3 separate regions of the Homo sapiens genome follow, and regions 2 and 3 are each linked to region 1. Evidence: chromatin contacts called from ENCODE Hi-C or POLR2A ChIA-PET data. All regions are on one chromosome and are shown on one strand. The core of a region is the stretch at or near the end of the contact, and the rest is flanking DNA. Distances in the headings are between cores, read along the strand shown. Region 1 overlaps PARVA (parvin alpha). Region 2 overlaps TEAD1 (TEA domain transcription factor 1). Region 3 overlaps TEAD1 (TEA domain transcription factor 1).

Region 1 (3,194 bases), core at 168-2,667:
AGTTCATGAGGCTGTTGTGGAGATCAAGTATGGTACTTAGCAGAGTACCTGGCCTGGTATAGCTACCAAATAAATGTTAGCTAATGTTACTAGAGCACAAGTTAATTTTCTAAGTTCTAACTTATAACAGTTATAAAGCTTATCAGTGACAATAATTTGGCTGTTTGGATGAACAAAGGATTTTTAAAAACAGATTTCACTTTTTATTAGGTTGCTGCAAAGGTAATTGCGATCTTTGCCATCTTAATGGTAAAAACCACAATTACCTTTGCACCAACCTAATAGAACAGTTTTAGATTTACAAGAAATTGTGGGATAGTGCAGAGAGTTCCCATAGGCCCTGTACCCAGTTCCCCTATTGCCAACATTGTACATTGGTATGGTACATTTATTATAATTAATGAACCAATGTTAATACATAATCATCAACTAAAGTTCATACTTTATTCAAAACTCCTTAGTTTTTCCCTAATAGATTTCTTTTTCTGTTCCAGGGTTCCACCAGGGAAGGTACCATAGTACATTAGGTTGTCACGCCTCCCTAGGTTCCTCTTGGCTATAATAGCTTTTTTACTTTCCTTGTTTTTGATGGCCTCGGCACTTTTTAGGAGTACTGGTCAGGTGTTTTGTAGGATGCCCCTCTACTAGAATTTATCTGATATTCTTCTCATGGTTAGACGGAATTGAACACAGAAATGTAAAGTTAGCAGATTATGGATGACCACTCCAGTTTTCCCTTGGTCTCAGCATCCATGAAATTAGAATCAGATGTTTATGGGGAGTCTAAAAACATGGTTTGAAAAATCACTGGAGAAGATCAAGTCTACACTCCCTGGTGTGACCTACGAGGTCTTCTCACTCCAAGCCCTGCCCACATCACCAGCCTGCTTTATCACTCCTTCCTGCTGCAGGCACCCCCAGCTTCTCAGCATTCCCCTAATAGGTCCGGGCATTGAGGCATATCGACTCATCCCCCAGGAATGCCTTCCCTCCTTTCTCTGCCTGCCTAGTTTCTTTCTAATCTCTATGCAAAGACTCTAAGATCCAGTTTAACTTATCCTTCCTCCCTGATGCAATTCCCACTTTCCTTACAGAGACTGACACTGTCCCTAGGGTTCCCTGGGCACATCTCTCTATTGTCTTTCTCAGCTCTCATGTCTGCCTCTTCCTGTACACTGGAAGCTTCTTAAGAGCAGGAGCTGAGTCATAATCCTCTATTCCTCATGTCCAGCGTGAGCCTGGCACACAGTAGGTGCTTAAGAGATGCTTAATGAATGACTCTTGATGTTAGAGAAAGGTGCCATTTCTATACCATCTTTAACACAGAGCATGTTGCCTTCATCCTAAGAAAATGGGGTGCCCCAGTGGATGATGGATACCAGAGATTAACCCTTGGGTGGGTCTTTTAAGGCCGTTTTCTCCCTGCCCCAGAGGGTGTGGGAATGAGGTGTGAGTATGGAAAGGACCACCAGGGGGCTCCGGGATGCAGTTCACCAGCCCAGGCCGAGAGGAAGGCTCAGTGGTGGCTTCAGCAGCAAGCCTGGGTCTGGCAGAATCCTCAAAGAAAGTGTGTCAAAAGAGAGGTCTGTTTTGCTACTGATGTGCCAGGCTCTGTAGCAAGGACAGGATGTACCAGCCTGTTCTTTAAACATGTGTGGGCCCCTCACTGTCCTTTGCCCCAGAGGTCCCAGCCTACAGAGAAAGGGACAAAAGATCCTGAGAGCCAAGAAAATAATATTTGCAGGAAAAATGGTCTTGTTATATGCGCAAGCAGACCTTTACTTCATTCAGACTTCCTAATTTCCCTTTCCACGCCAGTGTTAATAGTTCTCCTTGGATCGCAAACTCTTAATAGATATTCCTAAGGCCAAAAGTATCACTGAGAAGTTGGAGCCAAAATCTCAGGGCTTTTCTTTTGAATTCTATAAGAAGAGGGGAAAACAGCTGAGTTAATCTGAAATAATGAAGCTGGAATTAGAAATTGCTCTGGTCAGTAACATCCACTGTTTTGTTTTTTTGTTGTGTTATTAAGAGTAATAATAACAATAGCTCTTGTGCATTGGGTGCCAACTCTGTGCCAGGCATTGGGATGCAGGCGTCTGCCTGTGCCAGGCATTTGTCTTTGGGCATACAAGGGGAATTAGGCCAGGATAATCTCTGCCCATTCTGCCACAAAGATATTATCTCCATTTCATAGATGAGGAAATTGAGGCCCGGGAACATTGCATGATTTGTTAAGGCTAGAAATCAGATTCTGTCCAGCTTCAAGATCTGAACCCTTTCCAATCACCCAAACATGCCTCAAAAGGATATAAAATAGTTGCCAATCTTAAAACATGACTGTGCTCCAGGGGAAGGGAAGGGATTATCACACGAGGCAGAAATGTATAGGCATTACAAGTACATCCATCATTAATAATAATGACAAAAGGATGAGAATATCTTACTGTTTTGGGCCATGGGCTTCCTAGCATTCATGTAGGCAAATGAAAATACAGAGGGATGTCTGCTAGAATGCGATATGGTTTGTATTCAAAAGATTCTTGTAGTTTACTTTAAAAGCAGTGTTATGATGGAACCTGTACACTCACACATTTTTAAGAAGCAGACTCCTCCTTCCAAGGGTTTTGACCCAGCTGCACATGATCTTACGTGCACCTCTCCTCTGCTTTAACCTCAGTAGTCAGGTGAGGTGCCCCGTAGGCTCCAGGGAGCTGGCACAGGCGGCTCCTTGTCCTGAAGGCTCTCTTGCCTCTATTTCCCAAGGTGGGGATTCTAAACAGCAGAGCCCAGAACCAAACTTGGAGAACACTCGAGCCCCCAGCTGAAAGACATTAATCACCCATGGACAGGTTTCTTGAACAGGAGAAAGTTTGTAACCAGAGAACAAAGCAGTTTCTGCACAAAACAGTAACTTAAGGAGGATATTCAAAAACCTCTTGGACTTTTGTCTCATGCCATAGCCTAAGTCCCTCTCAAAGCTGCCCACATTCTCAGGACCAGACGTGTACCCTGCCTTTGGCTGGGCCCCTGGGATTCCAGGGCCACACGGCAGCCGTGCGTGGCACATCTTCAAGTTCACTTCTCCAAGCTCTGGGACTCTCCCCGTGCCAGCACAGAACTATTAATTATTTTTCTCTGTCAAACCTTTGTCAGCAACTTCATCCCAAAAGAGGAGGTTTATTTTCCCTTCG
Region 2 (2,917 bases), core at 139-2,638, 310 kb after region 1:
TAAATTGCTTTCCAAAAGGGTTGTACCAGTTTATGATGCCACCAGCAGTGCGTGAAGGTACCAATTTCAGCATCTTGGCTTGCACTAGATAGTATAATTTTTACAAAAGTTTGGCTCAATGGTGCACATCGTTTAATTGATATTTCTTGGATTATGACAAGGTTGAGTATGGCTTTACTTACTATGTTTTGAGATTTTACTTAGTATTTTTGTTTTCTTACAGTCAGGACCTAGCTGTGGTTGAGGTCAGATTTTCTGTGTAGAGCTTTTCAGACTCTTGAATTTTACAGCGAAAAAACAAACCAAACTAACAAAAACCAAACCCAGAATTCATCTGTAAAATAAATACTTTGGACATATTTTGTGGTTGGATTAACTGTTCGTGATTTTAACTTCCTTATAGGTCATAAGTTAATAGGGCGGTATTTGGAGAGTAGCGGGGCTTTTCCTCTTCTCCTTAGATTCTCCTTTGTTCTTTCCCTCTACCATCCCCCCATTTCCTGTTTCCCTCCTCCCCTGTAAGCCCTGTTGTTGTCTTTTTGGAGATAAAACATAAAAGGATCAGCTTTTAGTCATGCTCCTTCAACTTATAAAATGTAGGTTGCCTAAATTATGTAGTACAGAGTGAGGATAAAGAAAATCACAGTATTGTAACACATTGCCTGTAACTGCTTTGCAAAAGCAAACGTCTCCCACGAAATCTTAGAAAGGTGTGTTTGAGGGTGTAATCTTGGCTTGTGGTGCAAGGGAGCCCAACTTGTTTTTCAAGTTGGTCTTGAATAAGTTTGTTCTTTCTGGAATGCTCGCCATCCTCAGTATGACAGAGTTCGCTTGATGACAAACTCTTTTACTCTCCTATACATACCATGGCCACTGAACTGGTTTGTTTATTTGCCTGGGGTAAATGATTGAAACACATTCCCCTTTGCAGTGGTGCTCAGCATTTGATAGATGATTCTTATTCCCCAGGCTCCTTCATGGTGATGCCAAGCCCAAGTCTAGCCTTCCAGTGGCCCCTGAGGCCACACTGTCCCCTCCGCAACAAACACTGAGAAAGACACACACTCTCTTGGGTGTGCACGTAGTTTATTGAGCTCGTGGGCTCTCCGTAATGCTGCCCCACTATGCGCATAGTAGGAGAATCCGATATTGGCAGAATAACTGGGTCTATGTACATAAAGTAGAATGATCGAGGCTCGATTTCAATTTAATTTGTTAATGAAACAAGATGGATCACATTTTCCCTTCCCGCACACCTCTCGGGCTGTTTGAGATGAGGCACAATTAATTTATTTGTACTGTCTGTGGAGGCGTATGCCAGCTAATGTAGTGCAAGAGCTTTTATCTTTATGTTTGTAATGAAGAGGGGCAGGCCGCTGGCAAATTGACAAGGAGTGCTGATGACTCATCCTCTGAATGCGAGTGCTTTCTTCTGAAATCATAAAATGCGCGTGCACACGCAAGCCTAGTTCCTGTTTGAAATGGACAGAACCCCTTTGGGAAAGTTCAGGTGCCTTTGAAACACTGCAGGGGAAAGAACAGGCCAGTGAGGCTGTTTCTCCGGCTCCCTGGCCTGTCTTGAGGGCAGAACCTCCTGCTCAGTGGGGGCCCTACTCTGGGATGGGAATTCCCATCCTCTCCCTGCCCTCTCCTCCTCGCCCCTCCTTTCCTTGGAAGGCTGGCTCCTTTGTACTGGTCTTTTGTGCTCCAGTAGGCAGCCTTCCCCACCTGCCAGGCCAGGTGCCTGGTTCACCTGGCGAGGCCTGTGCTTCCGGGGCTGCTCCCTAACCTTGATCCTGGGCAGTGCCCTGGGGCTTTGCTTTATGAGGCTGTGGATTCTGGGGCCTGGTTGATTTTAGCCTGGGAGTACACATGGGATTCCTCTGGCCTTTGCTTGAGTTCCCCAGGCCTGGGCTTGGTGGTGGCTGTGTTGTCACTCTGTTGATATGCCTCAGAAGAAATAGTTTACACAGTAACTAAAGTTGGTTTGGCCCTTTACAGTGTGTAAGGCTTTCTGGCATTAAAACAACTCTGAATTGGATATATTGTTACCCCACTTTATGGATGAGGAAATCGAGGTGCACAGAGGTTAAATGGAATGTCCATGATCAAGCAGCTAGCCGGTGGAAAGGTAGTGGGGACAAAACCTTGGACTTTAGAGTCTAAAACCTGACCTTACAATTTCTTTATAACATTCATTCATTAAGGACAAAATGAAACTTTTTCTGCATAAGAAATATATAAATTCTCTTCAAGAGTCATGTGAGAGTTTGACAGCGGACTAGAGTGACTATGGTTAACAACAACGTATTGTGTATTTCAAAGTAACTAAAAGAAAGGACTTGAATTGTTCCCAACACATAATAATGATAAATGCTCAGTGTGATGGATACCTTAAATTCCCTGACTTGATCATTACATATTCCATGCATGTAACAAAATATCACATGCACCTCATAAATACGTAAAGTATTACGTATCAGTTAAAAAAAAAATTAAAAAATATGTGAGTGAATATACAGATTTCTGTAGTTCAGTAGAATAACAGGAAATTCACAGGATGCTTTCTGGAGACTTAAAAGCAAAATGTTTGCAGTGGTCTGAGAAAGAAACCCTGAAGATTGTGGTCTAAGAAGTTTTCCTTCCTGTGTCAGATGCCTGGTCGAGCTGGTTGTACAGGAAGGCTAAGTGCATATGTCCCAGTCAGTCCTGTCACCCGGGTGTAAGCAACACAAATCACTGTGCATGGTTTTATTGAATTTCAGAGCCAGAAGGAACCATGGAGATTTTACAAATGAGGAAACTATGGCCTAGAGTGAGAGATTTTGTGTTGGGAAGAATTCCATTCATTTACCCAACCATCCTTCCACGCGTCCAACAAATATTTATTGAGCCAGTTTTGGGCTGGGAGATAAGG
Region 3 (3,047 bases), core at 237-2,736, 500 kb after region 1:
AATAGTTTGAGCAGTTGAAAAGAATATAGAATAAAAAGTGAGATCCTCCTTGCACACATACATGCCTGTGGTCAGCCAGATCCCAAAATTTGGAATGTATCCTTTTAGACTTATACGTATGTATCTACAACCATTATACGTATACATATACATCACTTGTTTTTACTAAAAAGGGATTATGCTCCAAGTGTTTCCTGCAACTTCATTTTCCCTACCTAAAGTGTCTTGGACATATGATGCCTTTTACAGCAATGAGAATTTGAGGGTAAGTCTCAGTTTTTATTCTCTGTGGTAAAGGTTTCTTGATAAGTAGAGTTGTCAGATTTATCAGGTTGCCCAGTTAAATTTGCATTTCAAATAAACAGTGAATACTTTTTTGGTGTACATGTCCTATACAGTATTTGGTATATATGTTCATATGTACTGAAAAAGTATTTGCTGTTCATTTGAGATGTGAGTTAACTGGGTTCCCCGTTTTATCTGGCAGCTCTGCACTTGTTAGTTCACTTACGTATCATTGGCTTGGGGTTGTTATTGTTGTTCTATGAAAAACTTTTCATGCACAAAACCTTGAAACCATAAAAAGGTCCTGTTTCCTGGGAAAGGTGGTGTCTGGGCCAGTGTTCACACACCTGATGAATGAGAAAGGTTTGGGGCCAGCTCAGCTGGGCACCCAGAATTCATTACTTGCCTCTATTGGAAAGAACTGGCCCGTGTAGCTGCTTTGTAGTTGGAGCTGAGACCTGACTCTTTCATCCTAGCCACTATGTGAAGTTGCCACTAGTGGTCACCTGAAGTTGTGTGGGTGATATTAATTGAATTTTTGAAAAACTAAATGCTGGTATTTGTAGGAATTTGCAGTGCAGACGGGCAGCCTTTCAACCAGTGCATAGCATAATTAGAGCAAGCTTTTAAGATTCTTTGAAGTGCCAAATGTTTATGAAATTCAAATAGGGGTGCCAATCTGCACAATAAAGGGGCCCTTGGTGGTGTTTTTAAAAATCTTCTATTTTGTAGATGTAAATATATGCCATAATTAGCGGGAAGTAACTTGAAGAGCCACGGCTGAGTTTATTCCTATTATTCTTATTTAAAACAGCTGTGGCAGGCAGGCTACAGCTGCTGTCTCATCATTGGGTTGGGCAGGGCATAAGGGCCGAAGTGAACACACTCAAAGACTCTTTTCTGAGGGCAGCTCGTTCACTCCCCCTACATGCTGGCTTCCTTGCTGGGGAGCTGTCTCACGGTTGGCCCAGCTTCCCCACCCACCCCAAGCCTCTGAATGTCAATGGGACTGGCTTCAAGGGTCTTAGCCAGAAGGCACTTGCCTGCAAATGAGAGGGCGAGGAGCCTTTTAGAGCAGCCAGCTTTCTCCAGACCTCCCCCTTCTCTCTGCCCATGGCAGTGCTGCCTCTAGGGGCACTGTTGCCCCACAGCCCCAGGCCCAGTGCAGAGCGATTGTCCTTTGGTGCCTGTGGGAGCAGCTGCAATGCCGCACTGCGTGCCCTGCCTGGCCGAGCCTTACCATGTGGCAGGCCTGGACGGCTGCCCGCCACAGGGCCCAGCTCCCAGCACCGCCTGCCAAGGAGCCAGATGCTACCATTGGAAAAAATTGCTTCACAATTTGAAATCTTGGTTCTTTGATCATTGCTCGGAGAGGATGAAGAAGAGAGGTTCAAAGTAGTGTTTTAAAATGCCAGCGTCTCGTTGCAGCCATCAGTGCCTATTAGACTGTCTCTGGTTGGGGACAGTCCTCTTGATGTTTTCATTTTTGCAACCAGGTCATTCTCCCCAGCTCTTCCAAGCCCTCTGGATAGGAAGGGAAGGTCCACAGCCTGCTCCTGACCCTGTGCCCCTGCTGTCCCCCTGCCTCGCGCCTTAGAGGTTATCTGCTTGCCTTTGTTCCAGCAGGCTTTTCCCCAATAAAGCTTGTAACAAAGTTGTTGTCATCCGCCAAATGCTGCCACCGCGTGAGCTGCTCACTCCCATTCTTCACTGGGCAGGAGTAGCCTTCACTTCCTGATCCTTCTGCCCCCACAGCCAGGTCTCCAGAGGACGGAGGTTTTGCAGGGATGATCCACTCTGTCCCCTGGCCTAGCACCCGCCTCCAAGGACTTCAGATCCCACATACTTGGGTGAGGCTTCATTCTTCCTTACCCTTGAAATGGGAAGGGTCAGTCTTTGGAGAGTGTTGCATTTTTCATATTTACTGCCAAAAGGCAAAAACATGAAATTTAAACCAAACAGATCCAGGATGGCTGGGCATGGTGGCCCACGCGTATAATCCCAGCACTTTGGGAGGCCGAGGCAGGTGGATCACTTGATGTCAGGAGTTCAAGACCAACCTGGCCAACATAGTGAAACCCCATCTCTACTAAAAAATACAAAAATTAGTGTGGTGGCGCACATCTGTAATCCCAGCTACTTGGGAGGCTGAGGCAGTAGAATCTCTTGAACCCAGAAGGTCGAGGTTGCAGTGAGCCAACATTGTGCCACTGCACTCCAGCCTGGGCAGCAGAGTGAGACTCTGTCTCAGAAAAAAGAACAGATCCATGAATAAATGGGCTTACTGAGTAAGAGGTAATAGAGGAGAAACGAATCCAGACTCTTATCTGGGGACTAAACTGTTTCAGTTGTGGAAGTAATGAGTATAAGAGAAGGATGATTTGGGAAAGAATTTGGAAACTTTTGATGGGGTGTATTTTTGTTTTCTGTTGCTGTCCGCTTCCTCTGCCCATCATTGAAACCGGCTTCTGCTTCGACTTTTTGTTGTTTTTCAGGACTTGCCCACAAATAGACCCTAAAGTCTTTAATTCACTCAACACACGTGTTAATGATGGCCTTTTTTTTAGTCCCAGAAAGAATTCTATAACATGTCTAATCATGCCTTTTGAGAAATTTATACCTGTTTGAGCTGTTATACTCAATACGTAAGACCCGTCATAAACACAAATCAGAAAAAGTCCTAATTTTTCTGTTTGGAAAAAGCCAGTGTTGCATCTGTGCCACACACCCGACAAACGTGGGTTGGGGCCAAGACTGGCTCC

Evidence for each region. A loop is a pair of places that touch in the nucleus more often than their neighbours do. ChIA-PET counts read pairs that join two places held with the same protein, here RNA polymerase II (POLR2A). Pooled maps may share reads with other maps.
Region 2: a loop to region 1 is called in a pooled map, with 2.2 times the contacts of the local background. The contact joins two enhancer-like sites. A Hi-C loop is called at or near these places in 1 of 50 pooled maps. POLR2A ChIA-PET finds 5 or more read pairs at or near these places in 2 of 52 experiments (PC-9 and WTC11).
Region 3: a pooled map shows a loop between it and region 1 (2.7-fold over the local background). The contact joins two enhancer-like sites. A Hi-C loop is called at or near these places in 2 of 168 maps with a recorded cell type or tissue (IMR-90 and PC-3) and 3 of 50 pooled maps. POLR2A ChIA-PET finds 5 or more read pairs at or near these places in 3 of 52 experiments (BJ, PC-9 and activated CD4-positive, alpha-beta T cell).

Annotation. Positions count from the first base shown.
Region 1 is chr11:12,410,999-12,414,192 of GRCh38, forward strand. All of the region lies in intron 1 of PARVA (parvin alpha), which reads left to right. Among named protein-coding and RNA genes, the nearest start is that of PARVA, 35 kb to the left of the region's middle. Within about 2 kb of position 1,418, at least 24 of the 41 ENCODE cell types and tissues checked have a DNase peak (open chromatin) inside an H3K27ac peak, as active enhancers do; they include PC-9, where a contact is called at or near this core.
Region 2 is chr11:12,723,128-12,726,044 of GRCh38, forward strand. The region is part of intron 2 of TEAD1 (TEA domain transcription factor 1); the gene reads left to right. Among named protein-coding and RNA genes, the nearest start is that of TEAD1, 50 kb to the left of the region's middle. RefSeq lists a silencer at 2,535-2,829. Within about 2 kb of position 1,389, at least 22 of the 41 ENCODE cell types and tissues checked have a DNase peak (open chromatin) inside an H3K27ac peak, as active enhancers do; they include PC-9, where a contact is called at or near this core.
Region 3 is chr11:12,913,310-12,916,356 of GRCh38, forward strand. All of the region lies in intron 10 of TEAD1 (TEA domain transcription factor 1), which reads left to right. Among named protein-coding and RNA genes, the nearest start is that of TEAD1-AS1, 8.1 kb to the right of the region's middle. RefSeq lists enhancers at 622-1,486, 1,487-2,350. Within about 2 kb of position 1,487, at least 10 of the 41 ENCODE cell types and tissues checked have a DNase peak (open chromatin) inside an H3K27ac peak, as active enhancers do.